Regions from separate parts of the Homo sapiens genome. Here region 2 is linked to region 1. A link is a loop called in an ENCODE intact Hi-C map of the cell type or tissue named here. Cell type or tissue: PC-9. All regions are shown on one strand. Links, peaks and the distances in the headings refer to the core of each region. The heading gives the core; the rest is flanking DNA. Region 1 overlaps EPB41L4B (erythrocyte membrane protein band 4.1 like 4B). Region 2 overlaps TMEM245 (transmembrane protein 245).

What was found. Hi-C counts contacts between places; a loop is a spot of excess contacts. Peaks named below come from ENCODE experiments on the same cell type or tissue, not always from the same donor. Only the 100,000 strongest peaks of a DNase experiment are listed, where the experiment ranks them.
Region 2: a loop joins it to region 1, with 2.2 times the contacts of the local background. A loop is called at or near these places in 3 of 110 quality-filtered maps.

The regions. Positions count from the first base shown.
Region 1 is chr9:109,243,230-109,259,254 of GRCh38, forward strand. EPB41L4B (erythrocyte membrane protein band 4.1 like 4B) reads right to left here. Exons shown (of 26, transcript NM_019114.5): 7 at 14,948-15,068; 8 at 13,164-13,251; 9 at 12,907-12,995; 10 at 12,545-12,614; 11 at 12,282-12,451; 12 at 10,212-10,321; 13 at 8,252-8,282; 14 at 4,527-4,560; 15 at 389-453. Among named protein-coding and RNA genes, the nearest start is that of EPB41L4B, 70 kb to the right of the region's middle. In PC-9, for the core only: a CTCF peak has its summit at 6,487; DNase peaks (open chromatin) are centred at 8,132, 8,482 and 10,862; H3K4me3 peaks cover 1,736 bases; H3K27ac peaks cover 5,634 bases.
Region 2 is chr9:109,094,647-109,110,671 of GRCh38, forward strand. TMEM245 (transmembrane protein 245) reads right to left here. Exons shown (of 18, transcript NM_032012.4): 2 at 13,807-13,924; 3 at 11,862-11,963. Among named protein-coding and RNA genes, the nearest start is that of TMEM245, 17 kb to the right of the region's middle. In PC-9, for the core only: a CTCF peak has its summit at 4,242 (motif pointing right); DNase peaks (open chromatin) are centred at 3,805 and 7,445; H3K4me3 peaks cover 2,859 bases; H3K27ac peaks cover 5,963 bases.

The sequences.
Region 1 (16,025 bases), core at 3,086-11,085:
AAAAAATCCTTAAAAAAAAAAAAACCCCATGACAACAAAATCCCCAAGCTTTCATCACATTTAAAGTAAACAAATTCTCAGGACAGAAAAATGTTACTTAGAAATTTTCAGTAACATCTTGAACACAAAACTAAAAACCAAGAATATATGAGATCAGAATGATTTTAAAAAATCAATTCATTTTTTATTTCACAAAGCATACCTTTGATACATCCACACACATCACTGGCTACCTTTGCTTTGAAAATTTATTCATCTCGGCCATGACAATGCATCCCTTAAGGGTTATTTCTGATGCAGACTTTCTACTCCTAACTAAGCAGAATCTGAACTTTTCTAGAGAAAGGAAAGCTTTCGAAGGTGCAGCTCTGGAAGCACCAGCACTTACCTGACATTTGGAGAGTGAGGATGCCACCGGGGCTGGCTGGGATGGATATTAGGATGATATTGAGGCTAGAAATAAAACACCAAACTTGATTATTTGATGACCTTTTAATTTCAATGGTCCTCATTCGCTTTGTCTGTTCCTGGCATCCACCCGAGGGGCTGGGGGACTAAGAATGGAAAGGCTATAGACCCTGGCTAGGGGGTGGATGTTTCCCAGGACGATCACGTTTCCCCCTCTGACAAAGGCTGGGGGCTGGCACCCAGTGCCGGTTCTTGCCCTCTCCAGAGGCGGCTCCCTGTGAAGGGGCTGGGAAGCTGCCCTTAGAAGGTGACAACACCGGCCTTGAAGGGGGTCGTCCGGAGTACCAGAGACAAGCTGTATTCATCTTCCCAAGGGAAGAGGCGGAAGGTGTCAGAGAGATGGGGAGAGTGGGAGGCAACTTCTCTCTTCAGAAACAATTTTTGTCATTGCTGAAAATGACAATGACCATGTGGAACAGTTACATCTGCACACAGACAAGGACTGGACAGGGATGCTAAGTGAAGCAGCAGGGCCGTGGGTGAAGGTTTTTTCTTTCTCTCTGGTTTATGCAATAAAAATAATCTTCTAAAATGCAATCCAAAACAAAATACCAAAACAAACAAAACCATCCAGAGCGCTTATCATCCTGATAAAACAGGAGGGAGGGAGAGAGTTTGAGAAGAAGGGATGAGGGGAGGGAGGGAAGGAAGGCAGGTAGGGAAAGAGAGAAGAAAGAAAAAGAAGGGAAGGGAAGGAAGAAAGAGAAAGAAGAGAAGGAAGGAGGTTGAAGGTTGTCTTTTTTTTTTTTTTTTTTTTTTTTTTTTTTTTACAGAGTCTCACTCTGTCACCCAGGCTGGAGTGCAATGGCAGTATCTTGGCAACCTCTACCTCCTGGGTTCAAGCGATTCTCCTGCCTCAGTCTCCTGGGTAGCTGGGATTACAGGCACGTGCCACCACACCCCGCTAATTTTGAAGGAAGTTGTCCATTTTAAGAAGAGAACACAGACCCTGTACTCACAAACGGACTGAGGTGCAGCCCTAGCCGGCTAGGTAGCAGCCTGCCTTTCCACTTCTGGCCTGCAGAGGGCAGTGGTCCTAGACATCAGCAGAAGTCAGGGGCTTCTCAAGGCTCAATCTCCTAAGGGGCAAATTAGGCCCTCCTGACATTTAAGTCACTACAGTCTTGCCACTGTTACTCTTTTAATTATTTCTTCCCCTCCTTCTCAGGATACTTTGCTTAGTAAGCAGTGGCCTGCTCTCTGGCACAGAGAATCTCAGCAGTTCTGTTCGTTCCATTTTCATGGACCTGAGATGCCCTCCCTGCCTGTTCTGTATTCAAGCAGCCTTTCCTTTCTCCTTCAAAGACGCCTGTCAGCAAGCAGACTCTGCAGCCCCCGGAAGGACATGCTGCAGGAAAAGGAATCTGGAGAAAATACCTCAGTAGCAGGATCTGGGAGCTGACCAGGGCTTTAGCATCTCCCTGCTGCAATCTCTGCATATTTCTCCTTTAGGGGCTACAGAAACCCACAGAGTTTAGATGATTTGCCCAGAGTCTAACTGTTCCAGGTGTTTTGATCACATAGACAGGCCCAGAATGAGGTTCCATTCATTGGCTGTTCAACAATAGAGAAAGGCTGACCTAGAACTGGACCCTCTATGTTTTCCTCTGGCTTTAAACACAACCAAATCAGATTCATCAGAGAGAGAGGTGGGAACCTTAGCCACAGACCTGGAAAAAGATTTTGGAAACTTCCTTGGTCTCCTCTGGCAATTTATTCACATTCTCAACTGTCAAGGAGTATTTTAGTGTTAACCCAGCTGGTTCTCAACTGGTACACTCATATCCCTTGGAGGACAATGGGAAATGACTGTGTGCATGTTTGCTTGTCATAGTAAGAGAGAAAAGGGAAGCTAATCATCCTGCAATTCCAGGGACAGTCCCAAACAATGAAGAACTCTCCCTCCCCAAATGCCAACAGCGTCCTCATTGAGAACACAGAGATCCATCCTTTGCAGCTGGCTGACCTTGCAGTGCTTGAAATAAGATAAATGCTGCAACACCATCCTCTCAAATACCCTTCACGGTATTCACATGCCAATCAGGCCACTTCTCAGGACGTTCTCTTCCCGGTCAATTTATTCCCAACCCTTGATAGAACACAAGACCTCTAAGATTGGCAAGGTCCAAAGGACCCGTGGTTGCCAATGATGTTGCGATAACAATGCCTAGATGAGTTTCAGTAGATCTGATTTCAACAATCGCCTCATGTTCACTCTAAGCAGAAAACGCACAGTGAGAACACACTACAGGCTATGCGGAGAGGGCACAGGCAGTGCTCAGCTGCTTTGCTTTTCTAAAATTTTTCTCTCCTTCAAGCACTGATCACCTATCAATTACCTGTCTCTACAACTTTTCAGTTACTCACACCTGAAAACCCCTTAACAAAAAACAATCAGTGAATAACAAGATTCAAGAACCCTGGCCGGGCACGGTGGCTCACACCTGTAAACCCAGCACTTTGGGAGGCTGAGGCGAGCAGATCACTTGAGGTCAGGAGTTTGAGACCAGCGTGGCCAACATGGTGAAACTTTGTCTCTATTAAAAATGTAAAAATTAGCCGGGCGTGGTGGCATACACCTATAACCCCAGATACTTGGGAGGCTGAGGCAAGAGAATCACTTGAACCCAGGATTATTTAAAAATAGAGATGGGGTCTCACTATGTTGCCCAGACCGGTCTTGAATTCTTGGGCTCAAGTGATCCTCTTGCCTTGGCTTCCCAACGTGCTGGGATTACACGCATGAGCCACTGTGGCCAACTCTGAGTTGGTCTTTGAGAGATACTTTAATATACTGATAGGAAGCAAAGGAATTCCAGGCAGACAAACACGGGCAAAGAATGGTGGGAAGAAATTATGGGGCAACAATTATGCAATTCCCTGTGAGTTGAACATATGGAGCGTGATGGGAGTGGTGAGAAATAAATAGAGAAGTTGGAACCAGGTGGTACAAGGCTGTGAATGGCCAGAGAGAGAGCCACCCACAGTGGCTTAGGAAGAATGTGCTTGATCCAGGCTGAGCTGTAAACCACACCTTCCATGTTACCAGGCATGGGTGAGCTGGCAGGCGGCACAGGCCCTGGTTGGCCGTCCTGAGAAACAGCAAGACGCCAGCCATAGAAACGTACCTGTGCTCCTTCCTGCAGGCAATGGGCCTAGCACATCACCTAGCACAGTGCTTTACAAAGCAGGTTCTAGAAACCATGTATCTATTCGTGTTAATGAGTTCACCACTACCAAAAAATGGTAGGGGTTGAGGCTAGCGTTTTTTTAAAAAAGATATGAAGGGGCTGAGGCTAGTGTTTGTCTTTTTAAATAGATGAGTTCCCACTGTGTCGTCTGGGCTGAAGTGCAGTGGTATTCATGATAATAGCTCACTGCAGCCTTGAATTCCTGGGCTCAAGTGATCCTCTCGCCTTAGCTCCCCCAAATAGCTGGCACTACAGATGTACACCACCGTGCCAGCTCAAGACTAGTTTTTTTTTTTTTTTTTTTAATCAGGGGCGTGAGAGGGGAGCAATTCGCAAATAATTTGGGGAAACAATACATTTAAAAAAATAAAACATGTCTTTCTTGCAGGATTTCTCAGTACTTTTATACCTCAGTGGACACTGTAAAATCCAAGAAGGGGAATGAAAGATGTGACATTTCCCAAACATTTGACCAAAACATCCTTTCCTGGAAGCCCATCTCAAGGGACTCATGTTCCCTAGGCCTAAAACACACTTTGACCAAAAGCTGCCTCACTTGAATGCCACTAAGGGGCTGTGTGTGGCCACCCAGAAACTTAAACATATGTCCCTGATGCTTGCCAGTTGACAAGGTTAAGAAAAACAGGCAGTTCAGATGGCCAAGAAGTGGCAGGGGTCAGAAGGAAAGGGCTCTTCTCTTACCATTTTCTCAAAAAAACAAATATTGTTATTATTTTCTCAAAATCTGATTACAAATATGATGACTGCTCATTATGGAAAATTTAGAAACTTTACAAAAACCTTTTTTTAAATTTTATTTTTAAAATTTTCCTTCTTTAAAGAAAACCTTTAAAAGCAGTATCTTACCTGGTAATTATGGACTTCTGGATTTGTTTTAGAGCTAAACAAACAAACAAACAAAAAACAGAAAAAAAAAGAAAAATAGGTTGTAGAGTGGCATTATTAATGATTTATTTAACAATCATGAACTATTCCTATGTGCTACATACTCTAATAGGAACTTCCACATAATGACTTTTTTTTGGTTATTGGCTGTTTAAAATGAACATATAACAAGGAAAACCCCAGACAGCAACTTTCACTTGTCCTTTTAGAGCTCACAAACAGAAACAGTAGGAAATATTCCAGAATGCAGTCTCAATGTCATATTTTGGTGACAAAAATGAGGTCCTGTTTCAGTTGGGCAAACCAAGTAATTTTACTCCCATTTCAGGCCTGCCCTGGCATTGCTGGGAGACCTCACAGCACCGGCACCAGAAGCTCCAGTGATGCGCAGAGCCTCTTCCCACGGCAGGGGGAGGCACCGATCCCTCCTGAGCATCTCCCACTGGGTACTGTGGTGGGAGCCACATGTGGGTCCCCTTGCTATTAAAACCACTGTCAATAATCTGGCCACCACTTTGGAATGTTCTCTCCAGACAAGACTCTGTACTGGGAACTTCACATCTGTTATTATTTAATCCACACGACAAGGCTATGAGGTCAACAAATGTGACCACCTCGTTTTACAGATAAAGGAACAGTTGCCTAACAGAGAGTTGGGAAACCTGCTCAGGGTCGCCTGGCTGGTCAGTGGGAGCCAGGGCTAGAATCAACATCTGCAGAATCCTAAAGCCTGTCTTCTTTCTGCTAAACCAACTTGGCTCTTAGAGGGACTGAGAAAAGGCTCAGGGCTCCTCATCATGATCCTATTTCGATGGAATCTTTTTGTTTGTTTTAAGAGATGAGATCTCACATGTTGCCCGGGCTGGTCCTGAACTCCTGGGCTCAAGCAATCCTCCAGCCTCAACCTCCCAAAGTGTTGGGATTATAGGCATGAGCCACTGTGCTTGGCTGATGAGATCTTAAATGCTAAATATATATATATAGGCCGGGCGTGGTAGCTCACACCTGTAATCCCAGCACTTTGGGAGGCTGAGGAGGGTTGATCACGAGGTCAGGAGATCGAGACCATCCTGGCTAATACGGTGGAACCTCGTCTCTACTAAAAATACAAAAAATTAGCCGGGCGTGGTGGCGGGCACCTGTAGTCCCAGCTACTCGGGAGGCTGAGGCAGGAGAACGGCGTGAACCCGGGAGGCAGAGCTGGCAGTGAGCCGAGACTGCGCCACTGCACTCTAGCCTGGGCGACAGAGCGAGACTCCATCTCAAAAAAAAAAAAAAATATATATATATATATATGTATATATATGGACAGAGCAGGCAATCATTATTGCCAGGAGGTGTGCTTGAAATCAAGTGTTATTGCTGGCTTCTCCAACACTGAGAGGCAAACAGATCATTGTTATAAGTCTTGCTTGGGGTCTAAATGGCTCTGTGTTCTGGTTTTCAGGGAGGACCAGTACACAGAGCTAGGCTCTGAACCAGATCACCTCTGGCTGGACTTCATCAGGTAAGTTAAGCGTTCCGCAAGGTGCTATTTTTCTAGTAGTACCTCTGGAGCCCAGAGCACAATTTCATCCACGGCTCCCACAGCAATCCTACTCACCCTGGGATCCCACAGGCTGTGAAGAGCAATTGAACAGCTGCGAACAGCAGTTATTAGCTCATTTGTTCCTAAAGGGTATATTTATCAGGGCTTTTTTTTTTGGGCAGAATTTTTTTTTTTTTTTTAGTTTGTTTTGGTTCCCAATATATAATCTCCACTAGATGCTGGGAGGAAAATGTAATTTTATTAGGGAGAAACAAGCAAAACAATCACTACCTTAGAGAGCAAAGTAAAGAAATTGGGGCTGTAACTTACAAGCCCCAGAGAATTAAAAGCAAGACACCCCGACAAGCTAAGAAAGGTACAGATACCATTTGGCATACTATCTGCCAGAAGGATCCTAAAAATGGGGTGAATCTAGGGACCTACAACTAACCCATCCAGAATACTGCAACCTCCTCCCACCCTCCGGGGCAGGGGGCGACACAGAGCAGTTCAACAGGACCCCTGAGCCCCTTCATCAGATGCTGAGAACAAAACCCAGAGACAAAAGGCAGAATGACGCTGAAAGTAGGATTTGGAATCAGAGATGCGAGGTTGAGTTTCCAGCTGTGTAATATGAGGGACCAGCTGTGTTCTCTAGAACCCTGGGTTCCTTGAAGGTGCCCTGGAGCTACGGGGTGGGAGGAGTGGCAGAAGAGCAGGCAGGAACTGGCCTCTCCCTCCCCACTCGGCTTCATCCGGAGGACCTCCACATTTGTCTGTTCTGTATTTTGGGCTTTGACATCAGGTTTCTTCTAGAGGGTGAAAATCAGAGGGTAAAAGAGTTTGGAAAAACACTGATCTAGCCCAACCTCCTGATTTGCAAAAAAGAAAACGGAGGCCCAGAAGTAGGAAGGCCTAAGTCTCCAGAGCTGGGTTAGAACACAGCTGGTACCTGGAGGGAGGGTTCCTGATGCCTCAGCCAGGGCTCTCCTCGCTCACCGGGGTATCTGCAACCCGCTCCACCCCGTGCCACGTTTTGCCAACTGTCCTGACTGATAGTGCATGGCACAGTCAAGCTGTGCCCATCTCAAAGACCACCCTCTCAGCCGCCTTGAGACCTGCGCCTGGGATGACTGAGAGCCTAATGAACCTGGCCTACCTACCAGCGGCTGCAGTTCAGACCAAAGGTCCAAACAATGCAAGTCTGTGGTTCTCTCACATGACAGCTTGTCTACTCAACAAGCCAAAACTCACATAAGACAGGCAGTTGTTTCAGAGAGAGCAAGAGCGGTATATGCCGGGCAGACTCACCTGGGCAGCTTTAAAAACAAGCTATATGGGTCCCACCCTGAGAGACTGATTCAATGCGCCTGGGGTGTGGCTGCGGAGGATGTTTCAGATAATTATGCTCACCAGATCATTCTACTATACAGGCAAGACCCTGGACACCTGTGCCAGGGAAGAGGCCTGCAAAAACTATACCCCTTGGGCCAAATCTGGTCCACTGATATTTATAAGTAAAGTTTTATTGGAATGCAGTCACGTTCGCTCATTTACATATTTTCCACAGCGGCTCTCTAGCTACAACAGCAGAGGTGAGTAGCTGTGAAAGACACAGCAGAGCCTGCAAAGTCTCAAACATGGACTATGTGGCCCTTTACAGAAAATGTTTGCTGAATCCTGTGCTGGCAATTTTCACTCTTGTGATAAGTTCATTTTCCTGCAGGAATTTCAGTAAAGGTGTTTAATGTCTTCTATGATGTAAAACCTGCACGTCACTGAGCAAATCTAGCATCTGCTCTCGTCCAGCTTTTGCTCGCGAGCAAGGCCTTCCTCTCCCAGCACTGCCTGCCACGCCATGAGCACAGTGTGCTGCGCACAGGCCTCTACCTTTCCCACCCACTGTTATCATAAACAAAGCACACAGCTACTCAAACAAAGCAGCTGTGTTTGCCAAAAAAACCAAACTGTCTTGGAACATTATATTGTGTACTTATTGAAAGCCATGAGCATGGAATAGCCAGGCAGCAGAAAAAGGGGAAAAAAATTACCAGATGACACACTTCCTGATTTCACTGTAGTAAGGAAAAAGTCAACATTGCAAATAAATACGATCCTTAGAGAGGAGAGCTGTGCTCTAGAGCTCAAGGACACTCACCAGAGCTGGGCTGCTATCACTGGGTTGCTTGCTATAAAGGAAAAACAGAAAGTTATGACATCTTAGAGAACTTTATCGCTTTCACCATGCAATGACAGATAATGGCCATGCGAGACTTCTACCATCACAGAGCCTTTCCAACTCCAACCCAGGCAGAACTGCATGGTGGCTACTTCTCCTTTCCTCAGGGAGAGTAAACTACCCCTCCCTCTGATTCACTCAGCAACCATCCACTCAGCAGGTTCCCAGGGCTGGGCGCTCTGGGAGGCAGGGACAAAGAGACACAGTCTCTGCTCTCAAGAAGTTCCCTGTCTAGAGACAGAGAAAGGCAGATACAGAGAAGTGGGTAAAAGGGAAAACAGCACACGGTGATCAGGGATGCAATATAAGCATGGGTCTGGACTGAGGGGCCTCGGGGACGCCGTGAGGGCCTGCATGGACAGAGCCCTGGGAATGAGGTACAGCTTAGCCGCTTACACTCCATTTTGTTTTTAAAAGGATAGATGTGGCAGGGAAAATCATTAAAAGCTTGACAAAGAAGATGCTAGAACTCTGGCTGGAAAAAAGTCAGTGAAATAAGGGAGAGAAAAGAGGGAGGGGGAAAAGAATCACAGACCCTGGGGCCCAGATCTCTAAAGCCATCTGGTGGGGTCAAACCACAGGACGTCCACTTCCCTCTGTGACAGCCACACCAGGGGGTCCCTCCCTTTGTGCTGTATACACCTGTAGGGGCTGGGAACGCACTGCTATCTTGAGACAGCTCTTTTGATCTTTGGAAAATTGTTCCTTACACTGAGCTATTTCTGGACAACTCTGAACCAGTGGACTACACACACCAGCATAATCCTCCTCATGGAACAGAACAGAGAGCGTTCTGGCCCCTTCCTCCCGGGCGCTGTGGCCACCCTTCATCAACCCATCGCCCTTCTCTGGACACGCTCCCATCCCCTGGCCTCTCTCGAAGGGCAGGACTATTTCCTGTGCTGTGGGCATTTTCCCTCCACTAAAGCAGCTGGGAGTGACTAAGAATTTCAGGTAGTCATGCTGTTGCACCATCGGTTCATAAAGGAAAGAATGGTGGGGAACACAAAGTTACAGATTCCAGAAGGGAACAAGTAGAGGTACCAAGTCCCATGGAGGCCCACTAAGTCCTGAGCCAAGAAAAATGCATGGAGTGGCCACAAGGAAATCATGTACAGAAGGGGCCAGGAGGCTGGGAGTGCAGAGGCTCTGCCATAAAAGAGCAAACACTGAGTACAAACTGGGCGTCCTAAGTCGGGGAGCAACCTAGTGTAGAGAAAGAAGAGCTACAAGATGGGATCTGGAGGCTGGGATCCAACAGAAATGAGCCTGGCTTGCTCATTCACTGACTGAGTTGTACTGTGTTCCGGGCCTCATACAGGTATGAGGCCCCAGCTGTAACTGATGGACAAGGTTGAAGGGGTTTGGAAAGGGGAAGGGGGCAGGCATTCTAGGGCCTGGCTAAATTTAAGGGTGAGGAAAGTTTGGACTGACTGTGGGACTTGAGCCGAATATCTAAAAGTTCTTCATGTACTTGTACGTGGTCAGAATTCCAGTTAGCATGGGCCTGATGTCCACACTTAAAATTGCAAGATGATGGAGATACAGTATCTTCTATAGGCAAGAAAGGTGTTTCCCTGTGATATTCCTGAGGTACCGGGGCTTGAGCCCAGGTCTAAAAGAAGCAAAGAGGCACATGGAAAGAAATATGGAGAAAGGGGAGAAATAAATGAACACATCCACGGCAAACACTAATGACAGAGGGATGGCGGAAGTGGCCAGGTCCCGTTAAAAGAACACCACTGGGATTATTTTTCCAAAAGCTCCAGACTGGAGAACTGCGGGTACTTTCTTCATAAGCTGCTTGACCAAGCTCCTCGAGGGCTTAAATGACTCAAGCATAATGTAAAATTCCAAGAAAGAATGAAAAACACACAACCTTTGAACGTTGAATGTCTCCGGGATGGATAACGTTTACTAGGCTTCCTCTCAAAGGTGCTGGTTCTTCGTAACCTGGAGCCATGTGTAGCTTGATATTCTGTCCGCCCACTGGGAAGTAAATATTTTCTCGTGTGTTATCAATATCAGAATCTCAGTACATTACCTGTTTTTGAAAGTGCACTTTTATTTCCAAGAGCTCCAACGTACGTTTCAACTTAGCCTGAACTCACTTGGGTAAAGAAACACAAAGTTTAACCTTCCATTTGGAAATAAAATCTCCTTTGCCAAGTCCAGGCTACAGTCCAGGGGCAGATATTTCCACCAAAGGGCAAAACCTGCAATTTAGGTACCAGCCACTTGGCTGCACAAACCAAGCAGGTTTGATACATCTCATTAAGAGAACATTGATTTTCACATAAAATAACCTTTCACAGAACACACTGCATAGACATTTAACCCATCTTTTAGAAGACTGTTATCAATACCCACTTAACTAGGTCTCAGCTTTCTTTGCTATGCCAAGGCAAACATTACTGATTTCACTAAGGCTTTTTGGGTTTCAACCAACGTGACACCCGGCTGCAGATTCCAGGAGGTTGCTGGTTTCGTCTGATGTACTCCTCAACTGCTTCATTCCAGTTGCTCTTAGTCACCATTTGTCACCTGCTCTGTGTGCCTCTAAGGGCAACCTCTTCTCCTCCAAACTCCCTTCCTTCTTACACTTCCAGAGGAGCAGAAAGGAACATGGTCTGGGACTAAGCCTGGGGCAGTTTCCTCCCAGGAGAGAAAAGCCTGCCTTGGCAACTGCCCTGACTGTCCTTCCCGCCTCACTCCACTCCGAGTAGACACCAGCATTCTGTGGAGTGTCTCCGGTAACCTCTGCATCCTCCACAGGACCCTGGGATTTGATTGTTTCTCAAAAAGAGCTTGGTCTTCCCCCCACCCCGCCCCCGACCCCTTGGAGCATTTAAAACAAAATAATTCTTTAAACAGAAGTTCATAGCTATTTCCTCACACAGTAGAAACATTTGAAATGAGCAAATCTTTTGGCATTTAAATAGAGTTCAGGGATGTGCCATGTGTGGGTAGAGGTTATGAAACCATGTGAAGTTTTAGATATCGTAACTGAGATTCTCAAATGTAAATAGGCCTCAAAAACCCTGGGAGCACATTTTAAATGCGTACTGCCAGGCCTTACACATACACACACATGCATACCCACAGATTCTGACTGCAAAGGTCTCAGATGAGGTTGTTGTCCTCATTTTTAACAAACACCAAGAAAGTTTTCACACACTTTGAGAAAAATGGTCTTAGGATGATAAGCAAAAATATATCAGAATAAGCTCTTGATGTTTTCAGGCTCTTTTCAGATTCAAATATCTACTCATCCTACCTTGGGTTACACATTGATATCTGCTCTCATTCTTAATTACCCCAAATTTCTGGACATTGGCATGCAAAAGGCAATACAGTAGCAGTTAGAAATTTAACAGCCAGAGTTCACAGGGTTGAATCTCCGCTCTACCACTTACTGGCTGTGTGTGATTTTAAGCGTAATGCCTCTGGCCCTGGTTTCCTTATCTGTAAAATGGGGTTAATCAACCTACCTTATTAAGGGTGTGTGAACAGTTCTGGCACAGTGCTGGCCAACAGAACTTTCCAAAATGATCCTGTGTCCTGTGTCTATATTGTCTAATATGGTAGCCACTAGCCACATGTGGCTTCTTGGCCGCTTGAAATATGACTAGCGATACTGAAGAATTACATTGTAAAATTTATTTCATATTCATTAACTTAAATTGCCACGTGTGGCTAGTGCCTACTGTATTGAACAGCACAGCTCTGACTAAATGTCAGTTATTAACAATTTTGTTATTAGTTCCATTTTATCAATGACCAGGTGGGGGTCAAAAGAGCTTCAGTTACTCACCTTAAGAAACGTGGGGATGGGACACACAACCTAAGTTTCTGGACTCAAATCCACTACTCTATTCGCATACAAGAAAGAAATCACAGTTGCCCTCCTTCAGAAGACGTGATCCGTGTTGCAGAAATGGCTCCCTACCTGAATCTGAAGCGAGAGCCCAGCCTGATAAAGTCGGATCTATTGGATTTGCTGTTTCCTGGCGTCCGCAGTCGGAAGAATGCGTGGTGCTCAACTGCACACTTCCAAAGGTGTTTGCAGGTCCTGGCACTGTCTAACCGGAACACAAACGTGTGCTCTTGCTCACGTCCCTTAAAGAGGAAGCACAAGGGCCTCGAGTGGGCGTTTGCAACCCCAACACAGGATTTTCACAGCAAGGGGGAAGAAATGGGAGCCAGGCCTACCTGATCATCATCCTCGACCACCACGAGTGTCAATTTGCTCTTTTTAAAATCCATTTTGGTAATTTTAGGCCTAGTCAGACAGAAAGCATTTTAAAAGCACAATCTGCAGTAAAACTATCTACACATCAAATAGCAGTTTCCTTTCTACTTTTAAAGCTTAGACTAAAAAAAAAATAAAAACATTCATCCAAGTGTGATTATCCAGAAGTTTCAGCGCAACTGCCACAGACCCACAACAGCAGCACCGTGTGCTCTGAGGATGAATCTGGGTGTTGCAGATACCCCTCAATAATCATCCATCACATAGAATTCCACCACAAAATAGGAAAAGACATTTTTAATATTAGACAAAACTAAATTACCAAAAGAATAAGCCTATTTTGTTAGCTCCTTCAAAGATTAATATGCCTGTCGGGGTCAGTCCAAGAGAATATTCACAGCCATCTCTTCCCTACAAACAAACGAAGTGACAATCGGTAGAGGGTTCTAACAGGTCGTCACACAGCAGAATGCAAAATGCAAAAACAGTTTCCTCACCACAAGTTATTTTGTTTGCATAATGTTCATACATTTTTCAGTAACAGCAAAACCAAATTACTTAAACGCACACAGTTCTTACCCTGACAACGTGCATGTCTACCCCATACATTTCCAGCCACTTCGCTTTATTCAGATAGGAGAGTTCCGCCTGGGCAGGGCTCTTTCCCCTTAGAAAAACCAATGGAAATACATGTAAACTGCGACTCGTAAGCCCACAGGATTCTGAAGGGCACGGCCTTACTATGGAACGTTATGCAGCAATTAAAGCAATGAGGGATGCCAAATTATAGTAATACAAAAAGATTCCCAAGACCTTACTGTTAATTGACTAGAAAGACCACAGAACAGGCTGGGCGCAGTGACTCACGCCTGTTATCCCAGCACTTTGGGAGGCCAAGGTTGGTGGATCACTTGAGGTCAGGAGTTCGAGACCAGCCTGACTAACATGGTGAAACCCCATCTCTGCTAAAAATACAGAATTCGCTGGGCGTGGTGGCACATGCCTGTAATCCCAGCTACTTGGGAGGCTGAGGAAGGAGAATCACTTAAACCTGGGAGGCGGAGGTTGCAGTGAGCCAAGATCCAAGATCGTGCCATTGCACTCCAGCCTGGGCAACAAGACTGAAACTCCATCTCAACAACAACAACAACAAAATCACAGAACAGTGCTTACAATATGATCACTTAAGGAAACAACAAAACAAGTTGTATATGTAAATGCAAAAGGAAAAGACTACAGGCTGCCAATGATGGCTTCCTGCAGGGAGGAGAGTGGATGTGTAAGTGTGTGGGTGGGGTGTGCCATACCCGCAGACATTTACGTTGTTTCAGTGTTACACAATGAGAATGGACTAATGCCACCTTCCACTAAAATAGTCACAGGAGCTTTTCAGAATGACTGAGGGATAAGAGAAAGTCATGCTAAGCTCCAGAGTCCAAGGGTGACCTGGAGGAGGCAGTGTTTGGGGAAGATGGGATGGGAGGGAGGAAAGGTTAACATCTAGGAAACCCGTGAGTGAGGGGTGGCGTTGGTAGTCCAGGCATGAAAGTGGTGCCTGCAGGGGGAATGGAGGGAAAAAACAAAGGGGATAAATGACACTGCTGGATTTAGGTATGATGATCACACTTCCTGAAATGTAACACTGTACAGCACACGGTCTCAAATATGTATGTTCCTATACAACAGGGTATATTTCTAAATTTAGGGCTTGTTTCAGAAGGTTCAGGCCCTGAGGTCCCAGAGATGCAGGTATGTGAGAGTGCCTGGGATGCCCTGGGGTGTCACTAAGACAGTGGTGGCTCCCCCATCCGCAATAAACAAATCAGAACCAGGCTCTGTTTGCAGAGAGAGAAAAGGAGTGTGGTTTGGTTCTTGCTGCACATCTCTTAAGAGACAGACGGCCAGGTGTGGTGGCTCCTGCCTGTAATCCCAACACTTTGGGAGGCTGAGGTGGGACAATCACTTGAGCTCAGGAGTTTGAGACCAGCCTAGGCAACGTGGTGAAACCTCATCTCTGCAAAAAATAGAAAAATGAGCCAGGCATGGTGGTATACGCCTATAATCCCAGCTGCTCGGGAGGCTGAGGCAGGAGGATTGCTTGAGCATTGGGAGGTCGAGGATTCAGTGAGCCAACATAGTGCCACTGCACTCTGGCCTGGGCAACAGAGCGAGACTCTCTCAAAAATAAAAAGGACAAGATGTGGGCCTTTGGAAAAACAGGACTGACACAAGGAGAGAAGAGTTGGCGCTGCAGTTTTATGGCCATCAACAGAACAATTCTACTGGTAGATAAAGGAGTGTGATCAACACTTATTTATGACAAAATAGATACATCAGAATGCTAGACGGTTGCATCAAGGTACCTGCACTCTTTCCATCTCTGGAAGATATCAAATTCCATTGCTTCTGTCTGATTTGGAATGAACCGAAACTCAGACACAAGCTCTGGTGTGTGTTCTGGAAGCTCGCACTCCCCAAGCTCCGCTGTAAGTTTCATAAAAGGGAGGAAAATAGGAGACATTGAATGATTTCAGTTATTGCTGCAACCAGGTCCAAAGGCATTTTGCATCATTATAAAGCACAGCCCCCCGCCCCAATGTATAACTCTCTCCTTTCGGGAAGACTTAACTCTCACTTGGGTAGTCATATGTACACTCAAAATCCTAGAAGCATTCTAATGTCCTCCCTGTTGGGTGATACAGCATCATCCTAGTTATTACTGTCTTTCTCTCCACTGTTGTTCCCACCCAGGGAAGCACCAGTTACATTTTCCCCACGAAGGGGTAGAACCCTGAATTTGCAATAAAAGGCAATTGCAGGGAATGAGGATCTGCCCAGAAACATCCATTTAACAAGCCTCTCGTTAAGAGTAGGTCAGAGCAGCACTTCAGGGTCTGCAGTGCTGGAGAGGATAGATCAAGAATTCGGCACATGCAGCATCCAGGGGGAAAGTAGGAAGGGGAGGGAGAGGCAGAGCGAGAGGGAGGCAGGGAGGAGGGGTGCGAGGGCTGCAGGAGCAACTGCGGGAAGTCAGGCAGAACCTGGGAGGGAGACAGCTGTGCAGAAAGGAGGGAGGAGCAGCCACACGAGTGATCCGAGCAAGAAGCCCAATTTGTGCTGCAATTTGTGCTGCCCTTGCCAAGTCCCCCACAGGATGGAGGGCCTGAGGATACAGGTGGCCCCCTCCTCCAGGGATGATGAGAAAATCCACTCTCCCCCACCCCCTGCAGCTCAGGAAGCAGACCCCAGAATGAAAAGGAATCCTCTAGAGTTCCCTCTAACACTAGGCTACACCAAGTGTGGACCACACACCAATAGTACTGCCATCCCCTGGGAGCTTGCCCAAAACGCAGAACCTGAAACCCCACCCCAGACCTATTCAAGCAAAACCTGCCTTTTAACAAGATGCCCAGGTCACAGGCCTGCCCATTTGTTGGAAAA
Region 2 (16,025 bases), core at 2,979-10,978, 150 kb before region 1:
AAGATTAATTGTCTGGTCTTTCCAGAAATTCCATGTGCAAAAATTGTAAATGCTAACCAATACCTCCTACTATTTATTTAAACTACCTGGGGTAGATTCTATTGTTCACAACTAAGAACACTAGCAATTCCTAGTCACCAAATCATACACCCACACTCATACAACTGAGACATTACTTTTGGTAGGCCAAGACTCCGTATGGCAACATAGGATTCTGTCACCCCAATGAAAAGAGCCATGATCCTTCAGAAAGCCGATGAATTTCAGCTCCAAGTTAATTAACTCCACATACCCAAATATCCAAAGCTAGCCCTCTCCCAGATAGCAGCAAGCCAGAGCCTGAGGTGGATCTTTGGTAGATTCAGACATCAGGATAAGAGTACTCACCTTGCTCAGTCATACTCTGTCCCTCCTCTAATAAATGCCCCTGTGACCTGAAAGAGTTCATTTTTAGATAGGGTATCGTATCTCTCAATATGAGAGAAATTCAAACTCATGGTCTGAGAGGAAAGCCTAAGTTAGATTTCTGGATTAGGACCTTACTCTCCTGGCCTGTGTATCCAAGGTCCTCCTGAAATGCCAATAAGACAGAAAGGGCTGACAGAGAAAAACAGTGTCTTTCATTTCTTACATGTACTGTGTGCTGGGGATAAAGACACAGACCCTGCCCCCAGGGAGTATAGTAAAGGTATGAATTAAATAACCACACAAATAAACGTGTGTATAGAAATTATGGTTGCTATAAAAAGAAATGCTGGGTATCTTGTGACATCCTAACAATATCTTGGGCAGAAGGAAAGCTGTGAGAAGAACCCGGCATATTAAAGACAGTGAAAGAAGGTCAGTGTGTCTGGAACACAGACAGCTAGTAAGAAACTGGTATCAAATAAACAAGGCTGGAGAGGTAAGCCAGATGATGCAGATCACAGAACACCACATGAAGGACTTTAGTGTTTATTCTAAGAGGAAGAAGAACGCACTGAAGAGTTTCAAACAGGATAGTAGTCTTCTTCTCACTGAAATTTTATTGAGATAAAAGTATACTCATATGCAGTTGCAAGAAATAATCCCAGTGTACCACAATTTGTCCAGTTTCCCCTGACACAAGATACAGAACAGCATCATCACTATAAGGATCTCTCGTGTTGACCTTTTATAACCACACTCAACTGCCTCTCACCCCTCTCACCACCCTGTAAATAAATAATCCATTTGAGATATAAGACCATTCTTGCTTGTCTGGAGAAAAAGAGACTAGAGGGGACCTATAACGTATGGAGAAAAGTTGTTGCAGTACTATAGGCAAGACATGATGCCAGTGTGGTCTACAGCCACAACAGGGGAAACAGGGAAAAGCGGCTGTGTTAAAGAGACGTAGAAGAGTCAAAGCGGACCACACTTGATGAGGAAGCAATGAAGGGAATCAAAGAGACGAAGGTATCCCGGTTTCCAGACTATGGTTAGGTAGAGAATATATAGCAGAGCTGGATGAAGATTCTTGGCATATTAGAGTTATTTTTAGACTTTCAGATAGAAGTTCCACAAACAGGCTGGGTGCAGTGGCTCATGCCTGTAATCCCAGCACTCTGGGAGGCCAAGGCAGACGGATTACCTGAGGCCAGGAGTTCGAGACCAGCATCGCCAACATGCCGAAACCCCGTCTCTACTAAAAACACAAAAATTAGCTGGGCATGGTGGCACACGCCTGTAATCCCAGCTACTCAAGAGGCTGAGGCAGGAGAATCGCTTGAACCCAGGAGGCAGAGGTTGCAGTGAGCCGAGATCGTATTATTGAGCTGAGATCATGCCAATAAGCCAAGATCACACCACTGCACTCTGCCTGGGTGACAGAGTGAGACTTTGTCTCAAAAATAAAAAGTTCCACAAACAAACTGACCTACACCAGAGATGGGGCAAGACTTAGCTTTGCAGCAGTACACCCAGGAGGGATCTCTTAGGCCCCACTCAAGAGCAAAGTTTGGGAACACCTAATGGCCTGGGACAGTACAGTAGAAAAAGGAAAAACAAAAACAAAGACCTTCAGGTCAAAAATTTTAAAAATTAAGAATTCTCTCTTACATAAGATTACAGACTAGTCAAGGGTCTTTAATTACTGAACTGGCCTCTTCAAAAGTAATTTAATTAAATGGTTACTCATCTTGAGACACTGTAAGAAAAGTAAGTCCCTTGATGGTTTTTGCAAAATAACAAGATCATTGGATAGCTCTTCAAATAATGGACTTTCAGTTCAGCTGCATTTTATCTTACATTTCTAAATGCCTACTAAGCATTCATTCACCAAATAGGCGACTAGGCTATATGCTGATATAAGAGACTAAGCCCCTGGTCTCAAATTCAGTCTGATACTTAAGAGCTAATGTAAAGTAAGTGTAAACTGTTAGGGAGCAGCGTGGAAATCAAATCCATGCAGGGAGGTCTGGGAAGGGTTTCCAAAGGAGCTGTCTGACAAGAATATTGAAAGATGCCATCCTTTAAATCCATTTTAACAAAAGTAAGCTAGATAAAGAAGACAGAACAGTTCTATCTTGGAGAGGAAGCTCCTGAGAGACTGGTGTCTTAGAGAGCAGGGGTAGAAAAGTGTTTCAGGAAGACAAAAAAACAAATATGAAGACACAAAGGCAAGAAAAAGCAGAGGTGCCCTCTTCAAAGAACTCTAGGAAGTTCAATAAGACCGGAAGATAGTGTGAATGAGAAGAGCAGAGTGGCGTAAGAATGCAGAGGGAGGTTGGGACCAGGGCATAGAAGGTCTCACATTTGCTATGAGGAAGCAGCACAATTCAGTGGCTGGAAGCACAGGTGAGGAAAGAAGACTCCCCAGGTTCAAATCCCAGGTCTATTCTTACTACTTAGATGGCTATAGGCAAGTTAGTTAACGTCGAGATGTCCCAGTCTCCTCATGTGTAAAAATGAGGCTTACATAAATTCGTATCTCATTTGAGAATGAAGTGAAATAATACATATAAAATGCTGGCTGGGCACAGTGGCTCACACCTGTAATCCCAGCACTTTGGGAGGCTAAGGCAGGTAGACCACCTGAGGCCAGGAGTTCCAGACCTGCCTGGCCAACATGGTGAAACCCCGTCTCTATTAAAAATACAAAAAAATTAGCCAGGTATGGTGGCGCATGCTTGTAATCCCAGCTACTTGGGAGGCTGAGGCAGAAGAATCACTTGAACCCGGGAGGCAGAGGCTTCAGTGAGCCAAGATGGCACCACTGCACTAGCCTGGGCGACAGAGAGAGATTCCGTCTTGAAAAATAAATAAATAAAGTTTAGAACAATGCTGGGTATGTAGGAAGTACTCAATAAATGTTAGCTATCATCATCATCAATATCAATCTGTTGGCTTCGACAGTATAAACTAGAAGCAGAAGCCACTAACCCTTCTGTAGTATTTCTTTGTACCTCTCCTCCCCTTTCTACTTTATAGTATAGCCATCTATCTTCCCTTAGTAGACATTTTTAGATCTCTCCACAGAGCTAAGCAAAATATCTTGTATCTGTAGAGTAGGCACTGAAAGATTCGAGAAAAAGCTAAACCCAATCAATTAAATCTTCAAAACTGTGGCTTAAGGAATAACTCTCCAACTTGCTAATGGCACTAAAATATGCAGTAAATATGCAGTAAAGCTTAGCTACATCAATGGAAACTGCACTATTTTTCTAGTTAATACACAAATGACTCAGCACATTTTTCGAGCACCTCAGACTTCACAAAAGCATGAAAGGAGTAGCACACAGAGAAAATAAACAAAGTATTTGAAAATTATGAATATAAGATTTGGCAAACTGCTTTTATCCAACAGATCTGTATTTTAATGACTTCTGTCTCAATGATACCCTTCAGCACCTCAAAAACCACAAGGAATTGGCCTGGAATCAGAGTCCAAAAAAAAAAACAAAAAACAACAGTCCAGGCAGGGAGATGATAAACTGAACAGAACAATGCCAGGACTGAGAATCTTGGCCAAGTTGTGGTATTAGAATGGTATTGTATTTAAAAGCCACAGCTAAAAATAGGCACATAAACAAGGGAACATAATCTTGGGACTCAAGGACTAAAGAAAAAAAAGGAAAGAACATCCAAGGTTTCAGGTATCAATCTACCCAGAGACAGGGCCAGCATTAAGCAGAAGCCAAATAACAGGGATCTACACAAATCCAAACAAGCATGCTACTGACATTAGCAGCCTAGCACCAGGGGGCAGAAACTCAGAGTCCGGCACACAAGAAAGAGACCACAGGTCAGACAGTGTCTGTTAATACAACAACTCAACGATGAGCAGACTAACTTTTTTAATAAGCATGGGTAAATATACTTTAAATCCAGTCTAAATAAGGAGATACTTCTTGATCCACTCCATTCTTTTTCACAGGGATAGCAGCAGTTACCAGAAATACATCCAAACATGCTTATTGGAAGCAGGCACCGCATACCAAATAACACCTCCCCAGCCTGCAAAGTTCCCTTTGAAGAAGGCTTCTGTTTCCATTACTAATGTGGAAAATACAACTCCCTCTCAATGGCTTCTAGTATCACGTCACAAGGGCCTGGAGATGGACCAGTAGACTTTTCTCTAGGCCTGTTTAACTTGCAGTATCAGAAGTGGGGACTGGGAGGGGAGCAGTAAAACATTTGGTTTGCTCCCTTTTTCCAATTTGGGCTTGACTGAACCAAACTTGTTCACTCATATCTCATGCTATCCCAAAACAAGTAAGGCAACTATCAGGATTCATCTCTGCAAAGACATTTCTAGTCATTTACAAACAATTACCAATGCCAGGAGGAACAGCACTCAGCTGTACTTGCTGGTACTTCTCAGGCTGGGTATCCAGGCTATTATAGATATATCTGATGATTGTTTCACTAACTTTTGAAGAAATTTCTTATACTCAGAGAAAATGGCTCTCTGAGCCTAAGTTTCTTCATTTGTAAAATAAGCATAACACCAATCTCACTAGACTGCTTAAAAAAAACTAAGAGTATTTTTAAAGAGTCTAACACAGCCTTACTTATAGGAGATAACAATGCTAGTGTACCTCTTTCCTCAGACGCCAAGGGAACATACTGAACGTGGATTCCAGGTGCTATGGTTTGAGTGTTTGTGCTCCAAAACTTATGTTAAATTTAATTGCCGTTACCACAGTATTAACAGGTGGGACCTTTAAGAGGTGATTAGGCCATCAGGGCTCAGCCCTCATGGGTAGGATTAATGTCATTATAAAAGGGTGAGTTCAGCCCCAGCCATCTCTTGCTCGCCCTTGTACCACGTGATGATACAGCAAGAAGATCCTCACCAGATGCCAGCACCTTGACATTGGCCTTCTCAGCCTCCAGAACTGTGAGCCAATAAATTTCTGTTCATTGTAAGTTTCCAAGTCTGTGTTACTCTGTCACAGCAGGACAAAACAGACTAAGCCATAAGGTTTCTACTAAGTAAGGTTTCTGGGATCTAGGAGGCAAGGAAGCTAGGTCATGTAGTTGTGTTAAGTCAACAGGACCAATATGGAAAACTGAAGGAGCTGACAACTACAACTGATGCAAGAAGGATGAGTACTCAATACTTTTTCAGGATGACTGACACTTACTCAAAGAGCCTGGGGAGGGGAAAGAACGCTGGGCTTAGGGTCAAGAACCTATGTTTATTTATTTATTATCATTATTATTACTTTTAAGACAGGGTCTCACCTCTGTAGCCCAGGCTGGAGTACAGTGGCATGATTACTACTCACTGCAGCCTTGACCTCCTGGGCTCAAACAATCCTCCATCTTCAACCCTCCCAGTAGCTGGGACTATAGATGCACACTACCACACCCAGCTAATTTTTATTTTATTTTATTTTTATGTATTTATTTATTTTCTGTAGAGACAGGGTCTCACTATCTTGACCAGGCAAGGTTAGTCTTGAACTCCTGGGCTCAAGCAATCCTCCCGCCTTGGCCTCATAAAATGCTGGAATTATAGCATGAGCCATTATGCCTGGCCAAGGACCTAAGTTTAAATCTTAGCTCCACTAGTCACCTGTGTGACTGCAGGCTAGTCAGTTAATCTCTAGAAGTATCTTCATCTGTAAATGAAGATACCATCTATCTTACAAAGATTTATTTGTTTGAGTTCTGTTTTGTTTGCTTGTGGATTTAAAAAGATAGCACATTTAAAAGCACTTGAAAGTTCTTGGCTCATGACAGGCACTTAAATATTTTTCCCTTATTATCTTAAGCTTTTGGGAAATACTATGTTAGAACTTCTCAGGTCTAAGAGAAAACCACTGAGTAAGACCCTTGGGTTCAGAAGCAACCACTGAAACTAACTCAGCAATGATCCACAAGAAGAGTTTTCTGAGGCGGAGGTGGGAGCACTGCTTGAGCCCAGGAGTTAAGCTGCAGTGAGCTATGGTCACACCACCACTGCACTCCAGCCTGGGCAACAGAGCGAGTCTTAGTCTCTAAAAACAAAATAAAATAAGAATAATAAATAAATAGAAGAGTACTCTGGGTCTAGGAACCAAACTCAGGCTTTGAATTCTGATGAAATCCAGGACTAATTCTGTGAGTCTAGTGAACCACAGCACAAAACCTTCAAAGCTCAGAAGACATAGAGAAAGATACCCACACAAGTGACTGGAAAACAAGAGCAAGTGATACAACGGGACACTGGAAATGACAAGGAAAGAGCCGATGCACACACTGTTGTGGCAGTATACTAAAGCATTCCTGTACCTACCTATATTACAGTGACATCTACAGCAGGAAACTGACTGTAAGTACAAGAGAAGGGCTGTCCCATTACACACCAGATGGTTTGAGTTCTGATTCTTAAAAAGAAACGATGTTCTTAGGGGCAAGAAGAAAAAAATACTCAGAAATTTAGGAAAAAGAAACACTTAAAAGATTTATTTTATGATGAGGATTATTTAGACTAGAAGTCCAGAAAGGGATTCTAGATCAATAATCACCTATCTTGACACAGGTTGAAATGAAAGTTAAACAAAATAAATAAAACCAAGATTTCCAAATCTGTACTCAACATTTATTCTGTGTGTCTGTGATTTCCTTCCTTGTCATAGCCTGTAATACAAATAACAGCAATCTGGCTTGCATATCAGCACATCACTACTCTAAGTTTATGGCTAGTATTCATAATCGACCATGGTCTTCTTTTTCCCCTTGCTCAAAAATTGGTCTTAGAAGTCTTATTACCCTTACAGTTTTCTAGGCTGCTGTCATGAGATGACTAGAATTTACACCGTAGAGAAAACCCAACCACAACCTTTGGTTTAGACTTGCATTACTTATATTCTTATAACAATTACTTACTTGGCCCTGGACAAAAGCAGTCAAAAGGGGAAACCATTCTGGCATAAGAGGTAAAGGGTAAGCAGAACTGTCTGAGTCACTTGCCATTAGGTGAAAGAAAACAAAGGAGATAAAACTAACCAGAAAAACAAGTCGAAACTGCCAAGCTTTCTACAGCAGTTGCCAAAACAGGAAATTTACTTCCACTAGTCAGATATATAACCACAGAGTCTAACAGATTATAACCAGGAAGACAGGCTGAACAAAGAAAACTTAGACACCAAAATATAAAATAAAATAAAATAAAATCTTCCCTATTTTCCACTGTCAGAGAGATATATAGTTATGGTTACTTTGTTTCAGGAATTTTAAAATTCTAAATATATATTTACAAATAAAAATATGGCTTACAATTGTTAGATATTACTCATTTATCAAATAAAATAATAAAAAGCAAATTAATTTTTAAAAACTTTTACAAGGTACCTGTACAAATACACCAGAGTACCACAAACAGCCTCATGATGAGAATAAAATGAAGATGTTAAAAATAATGCTCTATAAGTGTATTCATTGACACAGAAAGTTCCTCATGACATAATTAAGTTTAAAATGTGGGTTACAAAACAGAATGTTCACTGTGATCTAGTTTTTTTGTGTTTTTAAAAGCCTAAAGGCAAAACAACTATTAGTTAACATTTTGGTATAATCTGTAGACAGTGAGATTTTGAGTGATTTTTAGTTTCTTCCTTTTGTTTCTCTGTATTTCCTAACTTTACTGCAACACACATATTATCTGAGAAATTAATTCTTTTTAAAACATACTGCAGCTAGTAATCTGCTCTTGGAGTTTATTATCGCCATCAGAAAGAAGCAAGGAGTAAAGTATTGGTCAACTGTAGAAGCTTTGTGTTCAGATTTACCTCTCCAGTCACAGCTGCTTCCACACGGCTGGGTAACCAGAAGTCTGATCTGATGATTTGAGGACCACTACTATATCCTGACAACCTCCCCACTTACAACTCATTAGAGACCTCTACCTTTAACAAACTATTTGCAGATATAGGTCACTCACAGCCAGGGTACCTCAAAATAATCTTTAAAAGCACATGGTCTATTCAACTTTGTACTAGAAATTCCAACCAGAGCAATCAGGCAAGAAAAATAAATTACAGGCATGCAAATTAGAAAGGAAGAAGTCAAACTATCCCTATTGCAGATGACTGAACTTACATATGCAGAATCCTAAAGAATATACCAAAGAAACTACTGAAGCTAATAAATTCAGCAAAGCTGCAGGACACAAGATCAACAAGCAAAAAATCTGTTGTATTTCTACCCAGCAGCAATAAACCATCCAAAAGGAAAATTAAGAAAACAATTCCACATGATAGTATCAAAAAGAATAAGGAATAAATTAAAGGTCTAAGACATATACAAAGAAAACTACAAAACACTGCTGACTCCCATGTTTGTTGCAGCACTGTTCACAATAGCCAAAATTTGGAAGAAACCTAAATGTCCATCAACAGATAAATGGAAAAAGAACATGTGGTACTTATACACAATGGAGTACTATTCCGCCAAAAAAAAAGAATGAGATCCTGTCATTTGCAATAACATGGATGGAACTGCAGGCCATATAAGCTAAGTGAGACAAACTAGGCACAGAAAGACAAACACCTCATGTTCTCACTTATTTGTGGGATCTAAAAATCAAAACAATTGAACTCAGAGATAGAGAGCAGAAGGATGGTTACCAGAGGCTGGGAAGGATAGTGAGAGGGTACGGGGAAGCTGGAAGTGGTTATTAATAGGTACCAAAAAGTTTAAAAAAATGGACAGGGCGTGGTGGCTCATGCCTGTAATCTCAGCACTTTGGGAGGCCAAGGCAGGCGGACCACCAGAGATCAGGAGTTCGAGACCAGCCTGGCCAACATGGTGAAACCCCATCTCTACAACAATACAAATATTAGCCAGGCATGATGGCGGGTGCCTGGAATCCCAGCTACTCGGGAGGCTGGGGCAGAAGAATCACTTGAACCCAGGAGGTGGAGGCTGCAGTGAGCTGAGATCATGCCACTGCACTCCAGCCCGGCCAACAGAACGAGACTCCATCTCAAAAACAGAAAAAAAAAATTAAAAAGAGTAAGACCTAGTATTTGATAGCATAACAGGGTGACTATAGTCAATAATTTAACTGTATATTTTAAAATAACTAAGAGTATAATTGGATTATTTATAACAAAGGATAAATACTTGAGGGGATGGATACCCCATTTTACTTGATGTGATTATTACACATTACATGCCTGTGTCAAAACATTCCATGTACCCCATAAATATATACACCTACTATGTAGCCACAAAAATTAAAATTTAAAATTAAAAAAAACACTAAAAAATTAAAGAGTAACGAAATAAATGGAAATGCATCCCACGCTCATAAATTGTAAGGTTTTTGTGGTTTTGTCTTTTTATATTGTAAAGATGGCAATGCTCCCCCCCGCCCACAAGTGATCTCTAGATTGAATGCAATCCCTATCAAAATCCCAAAAGGCTTTTTTGTAAAAACAGGAAAGCTGATCATAAATATGGAAATGCAAGGGACCCCAAAATAGTCAAAACAATTTTGAAAAGGAAGAACAAAGTTGGAGAACTCACACTTCTCAATTTCAAAACTACAGTAATCAAAAGAATGTGTTAACTGACATTAAGGAGAGACATATAGATCAGTGAAACACAACAGAAAGGGCAGAAATAAACCCATATATATATGGTCAACTGATTTCTGACAAGGGTGCCAAGGCCATCTTCAACAGTGCTGGGAGAACTGAATATACACAGGCAAAAGAATGAGGTTGGATCCTTACCTCACATCATTTACAAAAATTATTTCAAAACGGATCAATGACCTAAATATAAGAGATAAAAATATAAAATTCTTAAAAGGAAACTTAAGGGTAAGTATTTACGACCTTGGATTTGGCAATTGTTTGTCAGATGACATCAAAAACACAAGCAATAAAAGAAAAAGTAGATAAACTGGACTTCATCAAAAAAATTTCTTTGCATCAAAAGAGACTATCAAGAGAGTAAAAATACAACCCACCAATGGAATATTTAAAAATCATATATTTGATAAGGGTCTAGTATCTAGAATATGTAAAGAATTCCTAAAACGCAACAACAAAAAGGCAAACAATTTAATTTTTTTTAAAGGGGAAAGAATTTGAATAGACATTTCTCCAAAGAAGAGAAACAAATGGCCAAAAAGCAAATGAAAAGATGCTCAACATCATTAGTCATTACGGAAATGCAAATGAAAACCATAATGAGATACCACTTCACACCCACTGGACTGGCCATTATCAAAAAGTGGAAAATAATAGGTGTTGGCAAGGATGCAAAGAAATTAGAATCCTCATACACTGCTGGTAGAAATCTGAATGGTACATCTGCTGTGGAAAACAGTTTGGCAGTTCCTTAAAAAATTAAACACAGAATTACCATACGACCCAGTAATTCTACTCATAGGTAAACAAAGAACTGAAAACGTGTATTCAAATAAATACTTGCACACAAGTTCATAGCAGCACTATTCACAATAGACAAATGGTAGAAATAACCCAAATATCCATCAACTGATGAGTAAATAAACAAAATGTGGTGTGCTCTTACCATGGAATATTATTCAGCCATAAAAAGGAATGAAGTACTGATATATGTACAGGGTTTCTTTCTGAGGTAATGAAAATGTCTTGGAACTAGATACAGGTCATGGATGCACAACATTGTGACATATTGTATGCCTGTTTTTTTTTTTGAGACGGAGTCTCGCTCTGTTGCCAGGCTGGAGTGCAGTGGTGCGATCTCGGCTCTCACTGCAACCTCCACCTCCTGGGTTCAAGCAATTCTTCTGCCTCAGCCTCCCGAGTAGCAGGGACTACAGGCACATGCCAACCATGCCCAGCTAATTTTTGTATTTTTAGTAGAGACGGGGTTTCACCATATTGGCCAGGCTGGTCTCGAACTCCTGACCTCGTGATCCGCTTGCCTCAGCCTCCCAAAGTGCTGGGATTACAGACGTGAGCCACTGCGCACGGCCTGTAGGCCATTTTTACGTGATTACTGCACCTGTAGCCCTCGCTACTTGGGAGGATAAGGTTGGAAAACCCCTGAGCCCAGGAGTTCAAGGTTACAGTGAGCTATGATTGTGCCACTGCACTCCAGCCTGGAAACAGAGCAAGACCTTGTCACTAAAAAATAAAATAAAAATATTTTATTTTATAAAAATAAAATATTTTAATAAAATTAAAATACAATGGCTTATGGTTAACTTTAAGTTATACATGCCTCAATAAAATAATACCAAAACAAATCATGGTCTAACAACCTAAAATATTTTAAACAATTTATTTTCCACTCAGAAACCATCATAGGTTTTTAAATAGATTCAAAGCTGTTTCATCATAGCATTTTTTAAAAAGCTACTCTCCAAAATACTTCAAAGAGTAGTATTAATAGAATGCCCTATTTCTTACCAGAAGACTCTTTTCCATTCTGTTTTTCATAGAGGGTACCCACAGACATCAGGAAAACAATAACCAGGAATACTGGAATTCTCCATGAGCCAGCCAGGGATGCTGCAAATTATTAAGAATTAACATTTTTAGTGAAATAAAAACCTAGTACTTGTTTTTACAAAACTCAGTTTTGTAGTTTGACAGAACAATCTGGTATATATATTAGTTACAGAATTACTTATCAGGCAAAAAAAAAAAAATTTAAGTCCATTAGATAAACTTCAAGATTTCTCAAAATTAAGTTCATCCCTGCTCTCAGAGGCCCCTGGTCAAATGGATAGGGTACATGCCTGCCTACCTTTAATGGGGTTCTATTAAAGAGAGTCTATTGTAACGTATACCAAAGGTCTAAAACCATCCCGAACTCAAACCATCTACTTCACCCCAGAATGACCAGAATTAGGCATAGATCTCAAAGCCATAAAGTCTGCCTTGGTTTCTTGAAAATACCACCGGGCGTGAACTTTCTCTCCCAAGAAAGAGAATGGCCCAAAAGAGCACAGCAAAACCATCAATGTCTCCTCCTCAGTGTATAATGCAAAAATGTTTACAAGTTGGCTGGGCGCAGTGGCTCACACCTGTAATCCCAGCACTTTGGGGGGCTGAGGCAGGTGGCTAATTTGAGGTCAGGAGTTCGAGACCAGCCTGGCCAGCATGGTGAAATCCCATCTCCACTAAAAATAAAAATAAAAAAAAAAAATTAGCCAGGCGTGGTGGTACATGCCTGTAATCCCAGCTACTTGGGGGGCTGAGACAGGAGAATTGCTTGAACCCAGGAGGTGGAGGCTGCAGTGAGCCAAGATCACACCACTGCACTCCAGCCTGGGCGATGGAGTGAGACTCTGTCTCAAAAAAAAAAAAAAAAAAAGTTCACAAGTCACCAAGAAACAGGTCCCTACCCATAACCATTTCCCTGAGTCCACCTAGAACCTCATAAAACATCCCTGCCTGCCTGCCTCCCTCCTCTGCCTTCCCTGAGTTCAAAATGAGTCATATCTGACATACGGGTTCTTGCAGATAAATTCCTCTATCATTCCAACTCAACAAAGCTAGAGAATAATGCTTTGTTTGACATCAAACGAAGACAGAGACATAGCTGTTTTTTATTTTATTTTTAACAATAAGTAGTAGCTCTAGAAACTACTTTAAGGCTATCTGCTGCTCTGGGTTACTGAATTGTGTTGTTAAATTAGAACTTAGTGTTTCCATTGGCTCAAACTTGGGAGATGAAAGTCTCAACCATAAGTACCACGCTGAAAAATCAACATCTGAGCAGCCACCCAGCTAACATAACAGGGAACCCATTACTCTGAGCAGCTCTGACATGAATCATCCTTATGTGGAAAAGAGATTTGTCTCTCTGAAGCTAACTCACAACTCTGACATCTCTCCCTCATGGTTACAGAGATCTGTTTAAAGCACTCTTTCACAGGACAGTCCTTCAAATATTAGAAATAGGCTTTCATGTCTTATATCCTCCTTACCTCTATCTCCTTCCCACCCTAGAGCCCCAGTTCCCTCCTCTTATCCAGAGTAAACATCTCTAGTTCCTTTAACTGGTTCTCACACATGTCTCTGAGCACCTCTTATCGTTGACTGCTTATCTATATCTTCCCCTAAGTATGACACTCAGAAATGATATGAGAATCCAAGGGTGCTCTACTTTTTAAGATGTATTGACTTTTAAAAGGACCTTTTGGAAAATGAACATAATTAAAGACATTTTAAAGCACATCATTTTCATTAAAATTTAATGAAAGATTAAAGCATAACATTTTCTAAAGATTAAGAATGTTAAATGCAACATATGACACTACAAAAAATTCACTTTCATTCACACAGTCAGCCTCTGCTGACCTTAGGCTAGACTTAAAAAAAAAAAAAAAAAAAAGAAGGAACCCACCTAAATGAAAAAGCAATATAATCCAGACAGGAATTGAAACTGCTCTCAAGTAGCGTTCAGTGCTTGCATTCCACTTGAATGAAACAGTCAACACATAGCCAACCACCAACGTCCAGATCTTAAATAAATGAAAGACACAGCTGTAAAATCTATACACGTGAAAATGAACATACAATTATACAAAATCTGTAAGTGTCTATACAGCAGGAATGCTCTGGACATAGCACAGAAAAGATGAAGGTTGATGGTGTCAAAGAAACGTACCTAGGTTCTCCTCGTTTGGAGAACCTAAGTTTTGAAATACTAGGCATTTGAAATCTCATGTAGTAATATTAAATAGTTGTTTAACAAAAGATACATAGTTCAAAACCCATCTTATACACAAAAATGCTTGAGATAAAATATTCAAAGCATAAACCATGGATTTAAATTAAGAATCTAATCTTATGGAATTCCTACAGTTTTCTCTGTTGATCAATGTTTAGAAAAGAAACGGAAAGAAAAGAAAAAAACAAGAAAAGGAAAGCTTTCCAAAAAGAATCAGGTTAAAAGATTCTATTTCAGCTTATAAAATATGCTTGTTACTGGGGAAATAACTCTGTAAAAGTAAGAAAGCAGCCAGCTGAAGTGTGACCCTGCTGAAATAATCTAGGCAACAAATGATTAGAACCTAATCCAGAGTTATGATGCACCAGCTGAAGAAGTGTGCCTGAAAAAAATATTATTAGAGGAACAAACAGCAGGACTTCAGAACAGAAGAATCAGCCAGGATACCCTCTTCAGTTCTTCCTACACTAAAGTTAAATGACCCTAGAGCTTAAGACGCATCAAAAGAAACCAGCGTAGCCTACACAGAAACTCATATTTTAATAGAACATTTATAAAACACAGAGGGAATACATAATCCAGAACACATCTGAGCACAAAGACCTTAATTAACATAAGACCAAGAAGCTAAAAGTCAAGTATGACATGAACCTTGCCAAAAAAAAAAGCAAATTAAGACAAAAAGAAACTTCGAGCTATATAATTCAGAGCATGAAGAAAAAAGAACTGATGGGATTACTAAAAAAGACAGAAAAAAACTATCTCCTACGTTATTTTGGTCAAATCTATCAATACAAATAATCTTCGCATCTTAAAAATGTTTATAGCTTCTAACCTCAGAATTCAACTTTCAGACTTTATCCTTACTAAATAATGATAAATTTTGAAAAAGTTTTAAATATAAAGAAGCTCATCAGAGTATGATTCAGAACAGTGAAAAAAGTGATTACCTAAAAGGTCAACAACTGGGAAATGATTACGATTCACTCAATAAAATGTTATGCAACCATTAAAATCACTTCTTAAAAACAAAGACTATATAGTTTAAAAACTCACAATATCATATTAAGTTAGAAGTAAAATACAAAAAATACTTGTGCTGTGATTACATCTACTATATGGTGGGAGGAAAAGAAAATGTACTAAGAAGTTAGTGGCTGTATTTGGGTGGTAAAATTTTGTTTTTCCTTTCACTTTTTTCTGTATTTTCCAGACTGCCTTTAATAAGCACTAATTCTTTTATAATAAAAAGGACATTAAAATATTTCTTCAAGTAACTCTATCAGATGAAATATTAAAGAGCTTTGAAGCTCAAAAATATGAGGACATGGGAAGTGAGACTACAGCTGCTTCAAAAAGTCCAGTCTTGCTGGACCAGACCAATTAACCCTGGGAATTCAAAGAATTTGAGATCTGATTGCAGAGCATAGAAAAAAATCTGAGTACAATAATAGTACACTTATATAACACTCCTATGTGCCAGGCCCTATTCTAATGCTTTATGTATACTAACTCATTTGATCCTCATAACCCCACAAAATAATATTATTATGATCCTCATTTTACACATGAAAGAAACCCAGATTTCAGAGAAGTGACTTGCCCAAGGCCACAGCCAATAAATGACAGAGGCAGGATTAGAACCCAGGAATCTGGCTCCAGAGTGCACTTTTCTAATCTTAAGGAGAAAGAAGCATGGTGCTAGAATACTAAAGATAAGCAAAAGCTGCTCAGATTTTCACAAGGGAAAATAAAAACAGTCAATTTAGACAACTACAACTTGTTGAAATTAAAAAAAAATCCACAGTAAATGGATAGTCTTCAGAGGTACGTCAGTTAGCCCCACCCTATTAAACATTACGTCAGTCACTTAGATGAAAGACTAGAGGCAC